Regions from separate parts of the Mus musculus genome. Here region 1 is linked to region 2. The links are chromatin loops, found by intact Hi-C in ENCODE. Cell type or tissue: gastrocnemius. All regions are shown on one strand. Links, peaks and the distances in the headings refer to the core of each region. The heading gives the core; the rest is flanking DNA.

Region 1 (6,111 bases), core at 329-5,328, 77 kb before region 2:
CTCTCACAAGGCTGTGGTAGAAAGTTCATGAGTTTGAGAGGCAGGCCTGGGGTACTTGATGAGTTCCAGGCTAGCCTGGGTTATATAGTAGAATACTATCTAAATTTTAAAATAAAACAAGTATAAATACCATTTAGAAATAGAGTAGACATATTGTTTAAAATAGAGAAAGGAACACTATAAAGTTGACCTAGGGATTATTTATGAGTGTTTTAGTAGAAAATGGTTGATATAAAATTGCTATAGTTCTCAATATACACTGAGTACATTTTTTTTTAGTGTATTGGGGTTTTTTCTTGTTTTTCCTTCCTCCCTTCCTTCCTTTTTGGCAAGGTCCAGCTCAGGCTAGCCTTGATCTCTCAGTGATCATCTCTGCCTCAGTTTCCAGAGTACTGGATTTGTAAGTACGCACTACCGTGCTAAGCCTAATACTGGGTGTAGTTAAAGAACAATATATACAGCCCTGGTTTAAGGTGTTAACATAGTGATATAGCAGGAGTGTTTGGACATTCAAAAGGAGGCATAGTTGTTCAAAATTCTTCTAGTGATGATGTCAGCAAAGATGCAAAGATGCAGGCCCTCTAACCCCACCCTCCCAGAGTAAGCATCTGAGTGAGAGGCAAGTTTGAGATTGGACCAGTCATCTTGACATGAGTCCTCTAAAGTAGCATGGTGTCGCATTACCCAGGGATCCTCTGGGCACCACCAAGAACACCAAGCTCAGAACCCCTCGACTCAGAGTGGTTAAGAGCATCTGGATAGCTATTGTCTACTCTCATTCTTGTGTTATCTGTGCCAACGCAGGCAGCTCATCAGCACTGTGGCCGTCGATTTCCTTATTCATAGTAAGAATTAATCTCTATTCATTTTGTTGGACAGATTCATGATGACATGAAATCTTCCTGTTACTAGATTTTCATACATTAGCCTTTGACATATCTGAAGGAACCTTTGATGTTCTACTTGACTCTTGCAGTGTTAAAACGTATGTTGTCTTCAGCATTAACTTCCCCGGCCATCTTTCTGAGGATATGCTTTTTGTCTCAGGCCAATGGTTCTAAATTTTGGGTTTCAGTTTATACTTTAAAAAAAAAAATTATGAGCTTTTGTTTATGTGTACTGTGTCTTTAAATTTATTGTTTTAGGAATTAAAACAGATTTTTTTCAATTTTTGCTTGTTAGCTTATTTAGAATAACAATGAAGTAATTCTATGTTGATATAAATAATAGTTTTTTCATAAAATAACTATATTTTCCAAAATGGAAAATCCCAGAGAGAGGAAAAGCATTGTTTTTTAAATTTTTAAATCTTATGTCTGGTCTAATGGAAAATGGTGAGATTCTCATGTGTGTTTCCCATGAGTAAATTTGTTGCAATATGTGATGGTTGAACTAAATGAATAAAATCTGGCTTATACAGATTATGCAATTAGGAATGGGAGAAATAGTTTCACATCTTTTCCAGATTGTAACATGTAACATGTAATAGGCGCTTTTTTTTCTTTTCTTTCCTTTCCCCATTCCATCCTCCCTCTTCTCTTTTGTTCACTCCTCCCTTCTCCCCTGACATTATTTTGAGACAAGACCTCAAGTGGCCTAAACTGCCCTTCAACTTGTTACTTAGCAGAAGATAACCTTGAATTTCAAATTCTCCTTGCCTCCAAATCCTGAGAGCTAGGATTACACATTCAACAAGTGGTAGTTTCTTAAATGTCATGTGTCTTCAGACAAAACCTTATGCATGAACTTTTTGTACTCTTAACATTAAAATGCATTAGTCTGGCTTGTACTTTTGAATCCTTTCTCCAAGTTCAGTTTTGTAATGTTTTATACTGATCATTTGGCAAATAAGATCTCTCAAATGGTGATACATTTCATTATGCAATATAAAAAAGTATACTTGTTAATATCACTGCTGGTTTCATTAGAAAGCTATCAAGAATTAGGAAGTTATCAAGCTCATGATCGCTGATACAAATTTCCCAAGATTCTAATTTTCTCTTGAGAGCTCTATTTTTATCATTGGTTACAGATATCATTAGCCATTTCCCTTTAAATGGCAATCTACTTTGTCATTTCTGAGAAATTACCCATATTGGAATAACTATAGTTTGTTTTTTTAAGTAATTTTTCAAGTACAGTGATGTTCCATTGAAAAAGTGGTTAGTTTAGCTGGCAACTCAACCATGTCAGTGCTTTTATTGGGGAAAACCTGGTACCTTGGTAAGCAGCAGGGATGCTTTACTTTAACTTGGCATTTCACTGCTCCAAATATGGAAGCATTACTTAGAAGTCAGTATTTGCAAATATGAAGTACGTGGAGGGTTTTTACTGTGTTGTTGTTTGTCTTTATTTAATCGTGTGAGGTGAGAAATGATAAGTGATGACAGGTACACATTGCAGACTATTGTGATGATGCCAGTGGTTTCAGTGACTGTGGCTTTTTATACCACACTATAAGTGTCAATGCAGTATAAAAAGCAAGTGGAAACTGAGTATTTCCTAAAATATTTTCATTTCCATCTGTGCTTTCTCCCTGAAAGGATCTTGAAAGTGGCTTCTCTAGACTGAACAGAATGTGTCTGCAGAGAGCAATGGGGCTATCAGCTAGTGAGATGTGTGTTACTGTCAGACAGGTTTTGTTGGGGGATACCCTTAAAGATGGGTCATTAGCAGGTGACTTAACTAGTCTTGGGAGCAAGACTAGTTGACCTGGTAATATGGACCAAAAGTGGTGGTGAGTGGACCCTGGCAAAGGCCTTGAGAGGACAATAGAGTTGTCCAGGGAAATTTGAAAGTTGGGGGGGGGGCATTGGGTGGTGGGTTTGGAAGCTGTAGGGTAGACCTTAGAAGCAAGATCTAGACAGGATGCCAAGGGCTAAAGACTCAAGACTTTTTTATCTCTAAAATGAAGAAGGAAGGGATGGTTGAAATGGCAGCTGGGTCAGGCTGAGTTTTCTGACAGAGGATATGTAGTCATGGGATATGTGGGTAGTGCTGATGAAGGAGGATGGAGAGAAGAATTGGGAAGACTAGGCAGGAGGCTGTCTTCTCTCAAAGAAGTAATGATGATACACATGTATGATAAGATGTAGATACTTGAAATCATTTATGCCCGCAGACAAATGTGGGAGAATCATCTAATATCCCAGAAGGTTCATCTATTTCTGGGCCCAGCATTATCAGGATCCATTAGCACTAATTGATTGGAATTTCAAACCCCTGACTTGCAGGATGGGTGTGTATTCGAGAGATGTTTATGAAAGATGGTGTTTATCCCGAGGATTTCCTTTTCCGTCCAGTTTCAAGGCTTAGGCACTTAAGTATCTTTGATCCAAAGGAAGGAGGTTCAGAGTTGATATAAAGCTCAAATCTCTGCTCAAGTACCCTGAAGGATTAGAAGCATCATGGAAGGGCAGGACGGACAGGGTGAGTTGAATGTCCCATAGCTTTGGTTCAGAGAAAAGTTGAGAGCTGAGACAGATAGGACAAAACTGGATAACATTAGGCTTCTCTGAATCCCCACTAGGACCCTCTGCCCCTAAGAATCCTTGTGTTTTTCCCAGCCACTTGCCACATTGAAAACTCAGTAAGATGCTAATAGTACTAGCAACATGATAAGATTAGATAGCGGGAGCTCAGATTTCAAAGACTGTAGTTGTTGCCATCATGTGTATTAGGTAAGGACCAAAGTTCAGGGTATTAGCTGGACTAGCTGATGCTCATTCATTCCACCCTCCTCAGAGCAGGATTCTGGGAGAGATCTGGGAAGTGAGGCTTTGGGGGTGGGGGGGAATCAATTTCTCTGAGTGAGGGCCCCTGGAGTAGACCCAGTATCAGAGGCTTTCCATGGTGAGACCAGTCTGGTCAAGAGCATGATTGCCATTCCAGCTGGTCTAATCCATGTCCTAGGGGGAGCTAGCCGCTCTGGAAAGGAGGCAGTGACACACACCCACTTCCCCACCACCCCATTCCCACCCACACCCCACCCCACACCCCCACTGCCGCCACCACACACATACAGGCTTTTCTTCAAAGAACCTGGACTGACATTTGTGAATACAAACCCAGTCCATTTGTCTCAAGCTACAGTTGTTGGCTTTCCAGGCTTACTCTAAATGCTCCTCCGGGCGGGTGGGTGGGGGCTTTACTTAATAGGGACCAACATTAGCAATTAAAGAGTTTCCAGAGCATGTTCACACACACCTGGATTTGACTCTCTCCCAAGCCCTGTAAGATCAGCATTAGTATAAATCCAAATTTATAGAGGAGGGAGGAGGGGAGGGCTGGCTCAGCATCAGAACCCCACCCCCTTCCCCAGCCACCCTGCAGAGTCCAAACCACTTCCTCCTTTCATTCAAGGGGCCCAGAGGAACTAAGGTGATCCAACCAAGACCACAGAGATAGCAAGAGTTAGCGGCCAGGTAAAAGCCAGACCTCCTGGCCCACCTGTAGGCACAGGGTGCTATTTTTCCATAGCTGGCTTGGGGGTTGGTTCTTTGTTGCTCTTTGCAACTGGAGAGGTTAAAGGCTTTCTGTGTAGTTTTGTGTGCACGGTGTCTTAGAGAGCTAGCCTGACTCTTTCTCCCAAGCCTTCTGTCCTCCTTCCCACCGCAGCTTCTCCTGCCCTCTGCTCCTCCTCAGCCAAGAGGAGCAGGGGATCCTGGCCTGCCAGCGGCTCCGCTTGCACAGCTGGTAATTAGCCCTTTGTGTCCAGCTAAGCACCTTTCATCTGCCCCACCTGCTGGTGTCTTCTTTCCCCATTAGCATCTCCCAGCTCCTTGCTGAGCCTCCACCCTCTCTGTGGCCAGATCATCTTGTTTGTCAGAGATGATGGCCGGGCAGTGCACAGACAGGGAAGGGCCACAAAGACCAGACTTGCTCACATTTTCCATAGTAGGTGCCAGGCAACTCTTTCTTATCCCCACCCCAGAGACAGCTAGGTTTAGGTCACCTGGCTCAAAGGCAGACAGCTGATAGCTAAGCCTCCAAATTTGGGGCCTTTGGAGGCCTAGTTTTTTCTTTTGGTTCCAATCTGTTCATGATAGGGGAGCTCACTCACTAGCAACTCTCTAGCCTAAGCACAAAGGCTACTGATGAGTTTATGGTCTTTGGAAACCTGGCCTCAGCCCCACAGCTCTCTGTTCTGAGGCTGCTCATGTTGGTCAGCCAGTCCAGTCGCCCTCAGTCTCCCTGAAAGCCCTGTTTTCATTGTTCTCATAATTAATTATATAGCCTGAATACAGTAGCTGCTTACATTTTTTAAATTAAATTTGTGTTTATTTAAATCAAATGTAAAATTTGGCTATCTTTCAAGGGCCCAGTTAGCTACCCGTGACGAGTGGCCGTGGTACCGGACAGCACAGAGAACATTTTCATTACAGCAGAGTATTTTCTTGGACTACACTAGCCAGAAACTCTAGTATGTTGGCGTCTAGATCACATGACACAGACCTTGATCATTCTGAAACTCCCTGTCCCTTTCCATGGAATCCTCTCAAGTTCCCAAAATGTCAGGACCCATGGTGATGAGAGGGCACCTGGCAAAGGGTACCGCTCCCGAGGTGTCCCCTGTGAAATTCAGTCACGAAGGCTGCACGCATGCTGTTCATGTAGAACCCAAGATGTTCTTGGGAGCATGTGTGATTGACAAGATCCTATTCCCTTTGTGTAGGTGGGAACTTGGTGTTGATTAGTTCCGTCCATGCCATCATCCTGGGCGTCCCCTGTGTGACAGTAGGGTAGTGATGGCAGAGACGGGAAGGGATAGGGCTGAAGAAAACACAGTTGCCTGCTGGATGCTTCTGAACTTGCCCTGCAGGGGATGAGGGTAGGAGATCCCCATCAGAGCTTCCCATACCTCCTGAAGAACCTCTTTGTAGAGGGATTTTCCAGTTTGTTTGTTTGCAGCTCTGAGAGAAGATGGGGCTCTTTGGACTTGAAGGTTTAACTAGAAGCAGTGTTTCTGAGCAGAGCATTTCTTGGTTCTGCCAGGTTCCGCTGAGGCAGCCCAGCGTGCAGTACTTTGTTTGCTTGCCACCCCAACCGTACCTGTCATGTGCTCTGCAAGTCCAACGGGAGAGTTCTTTTTCATTTTTTTTTTCCATTGCC
Region 2 (6,111 bases), core at 670-5,669:
TAATTAGCACCTTCTTTTTGAGCACAGCCCTCTAGGGCCCCAGGATGCTCAGGGGAGACAAGAAACCCATTAATTACCTTATCAGGAAGCACTGATAAGAACCTGCAGAAGATATTGCTCTGAGCTAATTAAAGAGGGCAGAGAAGGAAAAGAATGTGTCACCCTCCCACAGCACCTGACACAGACTTTGATCCAACCCCCCAGAAACTTTGAATCCCCAAGCTGAGAGCAGAAGACTCCAGACCATCCAAGGAAACTTCATCTTTGTGGTTCATGACTCCACCATGTGAGGTTCGGGAGTGAGCACGCCGGATGTGATGCTGGAGCATCCAGATCGAAGGCTGAGGTTGTGGGAGCCTTGTGGGAGCTGTCTCCCAGGACCCTATAACAGAGTACCACTAGGTTCCTGTCTCCTCTCACTGGTGTTAGTAGCAGGCCTACTTGGTTAGAGAAGAAAACAAGATATGACACACCAAGTCAAGGAACATTTGAGTATGAAAAGCTCGGAGCTGGACTTGAACCTAGACCTTTATCTCCCCACTCCTCTGTGGAATGATTTTATGGGTCTGGGGATGCTGGCTGGAGCCATACCTGGCTTATAGTCCTGGGATCATTCCCTTCGGTAACCCCTTTGAGCCAATCCCTGTTGCAGGAAATATTTAAAAATAGAACCAGCAGGCTTCCCGCGCTACCTCCAACTCGGCATCTCTCTGAGCCTGTGCTCCGCAGTCTCATGCCGGATCACTGCTGCCAGGCCCGCACATGTGCCGGCAACTCTCAGCCCCATTAGCTCTGTATCTACCCACCAATTCTCAGGCTGGGCCGGAGCTCCTGAGTTCTCTTCACTACAACGCCAGCCCACGCAATGACCGTCAACCCCACAGTCAGCCACAACACTCATTTACCCGGTAGAATCAACTCTTAAAGCTTATAATTAACCAATCAGATTTATGTATCAATAAAATCTCAATTTACAAGATGCCAATACAATATTTTCAGAGCCAATTGATAATGATGAAAGCATTATCCCAATTAGTCTAAACTTATGATATCATAACTACCTGTGGCTGGTTATAGCCATGCTGGTTCATGTCCACTTCCATTTTGCCTTCCCCTTCCTCTCAGACACTGGCTCTCTCAACTCTTAGCTCCGCCTCCCTTTTCCCTGTCCAATCACAGGCCTTCAGCTGCCCTAATGTAATTGGGCAGGGAAAATCCTGCAACAAATCTCTTTCTTTTCTTGAGCCTTGGTCTCTTTGTGCTTGATGTGGAACTAGCCGTGTCTACTCAAAGGGCTCTTGTGAGAAACAATAACTCATGCAGGTCACCTAGGACAGGGATCCACAATCATACCTTTGTCCGTAATGGGCCATTTTACAGACATATTTTTTAGGTATGGAATTTCAATTGCACTGAAAACCAACCGTGCAAGCCACCAAAAGGGGTGACATTTTGAAGAGACGGTGGTGGGTAGCTTGGCCTCTACCCACTCAAACCTACTTGACAAGCATCAAAGACTCTGCCTCGGGGCACATTTGGACAACCTGTGTCTGAGGAAAGCAGACTGCTCTGAGGTTTCAAGAGACTGTGAATAAATATCCCATGAGAGACAAAGATGCCATTTTATCCCGCAGAAGACATGGACGACCCACTATCCAGAGCCTATGCATCTGGGCTAGTCTCTCAGGAGAGTGAATGGGTGTCACTGGACCCCTTTTTCCTTGTTCCCAGATGGTTGCTCAGCCTCGTGCACCTGTAGCAGGGAGGAAATAATCTGAATGCCTTGGTACCTGACCTATGACCTTGCCTCATCATGGTACTAGCCAGTCTGGGTTCCGTTGGGCTAGAGTAACATTGTGTATAGTCAAACCTGTCAATGCCTCCTAGGAGTGTCACATATATCACGGTAGCTGCCCTGCTGCTGAATATGCACAAAACATCCTAAAGAGGCGTCCTTCCTGAAGCCATAATCAAGTCAAGAGCTGGGGATACTGAACTTCGTGTCCTGGGGTGCAAGCGGCTCAGAGAACCAACGCCGACTCCCCAGAGATGGCCATGGTCATGGCAGCATCGAAGAGCAGAGCATTCCACGAGCACGAAGCAAATGCTTCGCTAAAGGAGACCCGAAACACTAGCTGTATCGGCACTGTGAGAGTTCGGGATTATTTGTAATGATTGGAGAAACCCTGTGGACATATACTGTCCCACCTCTGCCCTCGGTTTTGCCAGTCTGTTCAAAACTCAATTTTGACTAAACAGCGCTTATCTACGGTGTGTCTCAGCGTTGTTAGGTGTGTGCTAGGATTACCTCATCAAATCCTTAATGCTGCAAAGCAGTACAGAGATACTCATACCAAATTATGATTGTGACTTTGAGTCTGGGGCCCTGGCCTCGTCCCAAAACTATTAAACATCAAGATCCAAGGCAAGGCATTCAAAATCGAGTCTTAAATTCCCTCCCTGCCTTCTCCGTGATTGTCTTCCAGGGGAATCTGGTCTGTGTCCAGCCATTCTCCACACCGGGAGATACCCACACCCAGAATACGCCAGAATCAAAGATGGATCAGCATAGTGGAACGGGAAGGGAGAATGGGCAGAGTGCGTTCTAGCTGGTTCTGATTTTAACCAGAGAGGTTCCTTTATTTTCTGGTCTATAAAGCAGAGGGAGTGGTTCTCGAAACCACTTCCTGCCCTGCCTCCCCACTGGTGACTGCCTGTGAGTCTCTGAAGGGCTGTGGGTCTCCATTTAATGTGTTTATGTAATCATGAGGTCCTTCTGCCTGTGTGCAGCTTGATGTCCAAGGAGGGACACACTATCTACTTTCCCAGCTTCCCAAAGAGCATTGGGGGAGGACTCTGGAATGTACATCTCCCCCTGGTGACCGGAGGAGGAAACTGCAAGCCGTTTCTCCTGGGCTCCAGGGCTCCCAGCACAAAGTGACTCTTAGCCCACCACACAGAAAAGGTGAATACAGGCTGCCTTGTGCTCTCTGTCCATTTTCTGGTACACATGGAAGAGTTAGAGGATCGAATGGTTGTGAGAAACAAAAGTCCAAACAGGACGAGGCAATGCTGTAGCTCTCTAATGGCTGAGAAAGTTTAGGAAAAACAACCTTATATCAGGATTGGACACTGAAAGTTCTCTGAAAATGTTACCTGCCCCGACTTCTCAGCAGAAGCAGAAGGAATGGCTAATTTTCAGAGCAGAGTATGATTAGAGAATTACTCCAAGTCAGGTTCAAGAGAATGGTAGACCTTCCAGGAGCTGACTAGAAGAAGGTACTTGGAGTGCTTGGAGTCCCCCTCCAGCATCCTCCCAGAGTTATAAGGGGAGGGTGCCAGCAGTAAGTGGGAGAATCAAGAACAAATAGGTAATCTCACATTGAGAAGGTGCTTCATAGAAGCAGGGAAAGGTGACAGGAAAGAACTGTGTGCTTGGGGGAAGGCTGGAGACGTCTCTTTAAGCAATGGCACCAGGAGACTCTATTTGAAGAGGGAACATGGCTGCCATTCCTTGATCCAGATATACATATGGAGGGTGAGCACCTTTCCCCAATGAAAGGAAAGAACTAAGTTAATGGATGAAACTTTTTTTGCTGTTCTCAATTCTTCAATGATAACTGTTGCATAGCTCTCCGTGGATGCCAAGAAAAGACAGCACGTAGCCAGCAAATGTGATTTAAAACATCCCGTAAATAGATGTTTAAAGTGTGTGCTTTGCCCAGACATGAGAATGCTTGAGATTTTATACAGTACACAGTCAAAGCTTGGGTGTTTTCTGTTAGTGGATCTGTCCCTAGTTTATGTGGCTGAAATAAACTTTCATCTGAATTTGGTTTCCGTTTCCATGATGATTTGCCAAACCCTGGCTGTGGGCCAGGTCCGTGGTGGGTCTTGGCCTACATGGGTAAACAAGATGACAGAGTCTCTCAGGGAGTTTTTGGTCTTCTAGAAGAGCAGGGCCAGGAACTGTGACAAAGCTGCTGTTGTGGAAGGAAAGATGAGGCCCTGGAGAGGAGACAGGAGGCACATCTGACCCACAATCATACTTAGAGAAGGCAAGAGAGAGGACACAGTGCTAAGCCAGGCACCCCAAGATGGATGGGAGACAATTAAGGGAAGAGGGGTAAGGGGTGCCATAGAGCCTGTTCCAGGCAGAAGCAAATGCCAGACAAGGAGAGCAGGAGATATTTTATACATACATACATACATATGTGTGTGTGTGTGTGTGTATATATATACATATATATGTGTGTGTGTGTATGTATATGTATATATGTGTGTGTGTATATATGTATATATATATATATATATACATATATATATATATATATATATATATATTCCCTGCAACTAAATCACAATATATAACAACATAAGAAGGCACTTAAAAAAGGAAGGACAAAAAGTTTAACAAGGACAGGAAAAGTGGCCAGAGTTCTGATAGAGATGCACAGATAAGAGAATATCTGGGGCCTCTACAACCAAGTGGAATTTGAAAATCTTCATTTTAACAAGCTCCCTGGATGAATCCTTGACACGAAAAAAAAAATTAACACTGATAAACTACTTTTAAGTCTTTGACAAGTTTTCTACCAAAACAAATATTGAGAAATAAATTTCCAAGCCGTAAAACAATGAGAAAATTGGACAAATTTGAACATGACTGTATTAAAGAATTGTCTGGCTTTTAACGTGTTGAGATATCACAGTTAAGGCTTCTTAAGGACCCTGATGTTCTGGAAATGCAGACTAAGACAGCTACGGATAAAACATGCGGCAGCAGCACGGCCCGGGCAGGAGAGCAGATGAACCGGAGCTAAGAAGTGAAAGACACCTGTCGAAGCCTCAGTGGTTTCGCGCCACTATCCCATTTGTTTCTCTCTGTGCTGGAAGTTTTCCGTAATGAGAACAGATCGCCGTGGCAGCCACACACCATACTCACTGTTCAACATCCCCCAAACCTCTAAAGTGGGGCCAGAGAAGAGGCTTCATGGTGGAGTGGACCAAAGGGGGTCCCAGACAGAAAGACTTTTGGGGGTCACCTTTGGGGGTCACCTCTCCAAGGGATTGATGCGCCAAGATCTGTGTTTGTGTGGATGTGTGTGTGTGTGGGGGGGGTATGTTCATTCATGTGTATGTGTGTAGTTCACGTATGTGTGTATATCAGTGTGTTTGTTCGAGTGTATATATGTTTGTGTTTGTGGGTATGTGTTCATGTGTGTGTATGTGTGTTCATATATGTGTGTTAGTGTGTTTGTTCATGTGTATATATGTTTGTGTTTGTGTGTATGTGTGTGTTCATGTGTGCATGTGTATGTGTGTTCGTATGTGTGCATGTTCAGATAATGACACACATGTAGAAGTCAGAGGACAGCCTTGAGTGTCAGTCAGTTGTCACCTCTCACTTACAGCAGAGTCTCTGTTGTTTTCTTCTGTTTGTATTCTGATCTAGGTCAAAATTCTCCCATCCTCCTTCCCATCTACTCATGGTATCACTGGAATTATAAACACCCGCACATTGGCTCTGAGCTTTTATTATGTTCTAAGGCCTCGAACTTAGGTACTCAGGCTTGCTCAGCAGTTCTTTTGCCCACTGAGCCATCGCTCTGGCCCCTAGGATCTCTTGTTAGCTGGCTTCTTTTTCTTTTTCAGTGAAAAGAAGGACACGGTGAAACTGCTAAATCAGGACAATAATGGATCTCCTGGACATGAACTGTCAGACAGATCAAGGAAAATTACAGGAAATGCTTAGAAAGTGGTAGAGAGAAAGCAAGTATCAGACAAAACTCAGCTTGCTCACATCTATCACAGAGAAAATTTCCACAAGACAGAAAATGGTCCAGGACTAGGGATCCAAGAGGCAGCACATAGGCATAGCAGACACATTCCCAAAGCCAACAAGGCCAGTCAGGAATGTTACTAGGTATGTAACATTTGTATTCATTAGGAACATTAAAACTATACTGTGTGTGCCACCATAGCATTCCTCGGGCACTGAGAAGGCCACAGACATGGCTGTTAACCTGGGTCGGGGAGCAGAGGTCAGTAGGCTTGGTTAAATCCCTCCCATCTCCTCTGCTTCTCCCTGCCAGGCTCCACAGTAGACCT

What was found. A loop is a pair of places that touch in the nucleus more often than their neighbours do. Peaks named below come from ENCODE experiments on the same cell type or tissue, not always from the same donor. Only the 100,000 strongest peaks of a DNase experiment are listed, where the experiment ranks them.
Region 1: a loop joins it to region 2, with 2.1 times the contacts of the local background. A loop is called at or near these places in 2 of 42 quality-filtered maps.

The regions. Positions count from the first base shown.
Region 1 is chr17:72,929,984-72,936,094 of GRCm38, forward strand. The region is part of intron 2 of Lbh (limb-bud and heart); the gene reads left to right. Among named protein-coding and RNA genes, the nearest start is that of Lbh, 15 kb to the left of the region's middle. In gastrocnemius, for the core only: no CTCF peak of the experiment used is centred there; no DNase peak of the experiment used is centred there; H3K27ac peaks cover 1,116 bases.
Region 2 is chr17:73,006,307-73,012,417 of GRCm38, forward strand. No RefSeq gene overlaps it. Among named protein-coding and RNA genes, the nearest start is that of Gm30420, 15 kb to the right of the region's middle. In gastrocnemius, for the core only: a CTCF peak has its summit at 2,879 (motif pointing left); DNase peaks (open chromatin) are centred at 2,878 and 3,879; H3K27ac peaks cover 1,539 bases.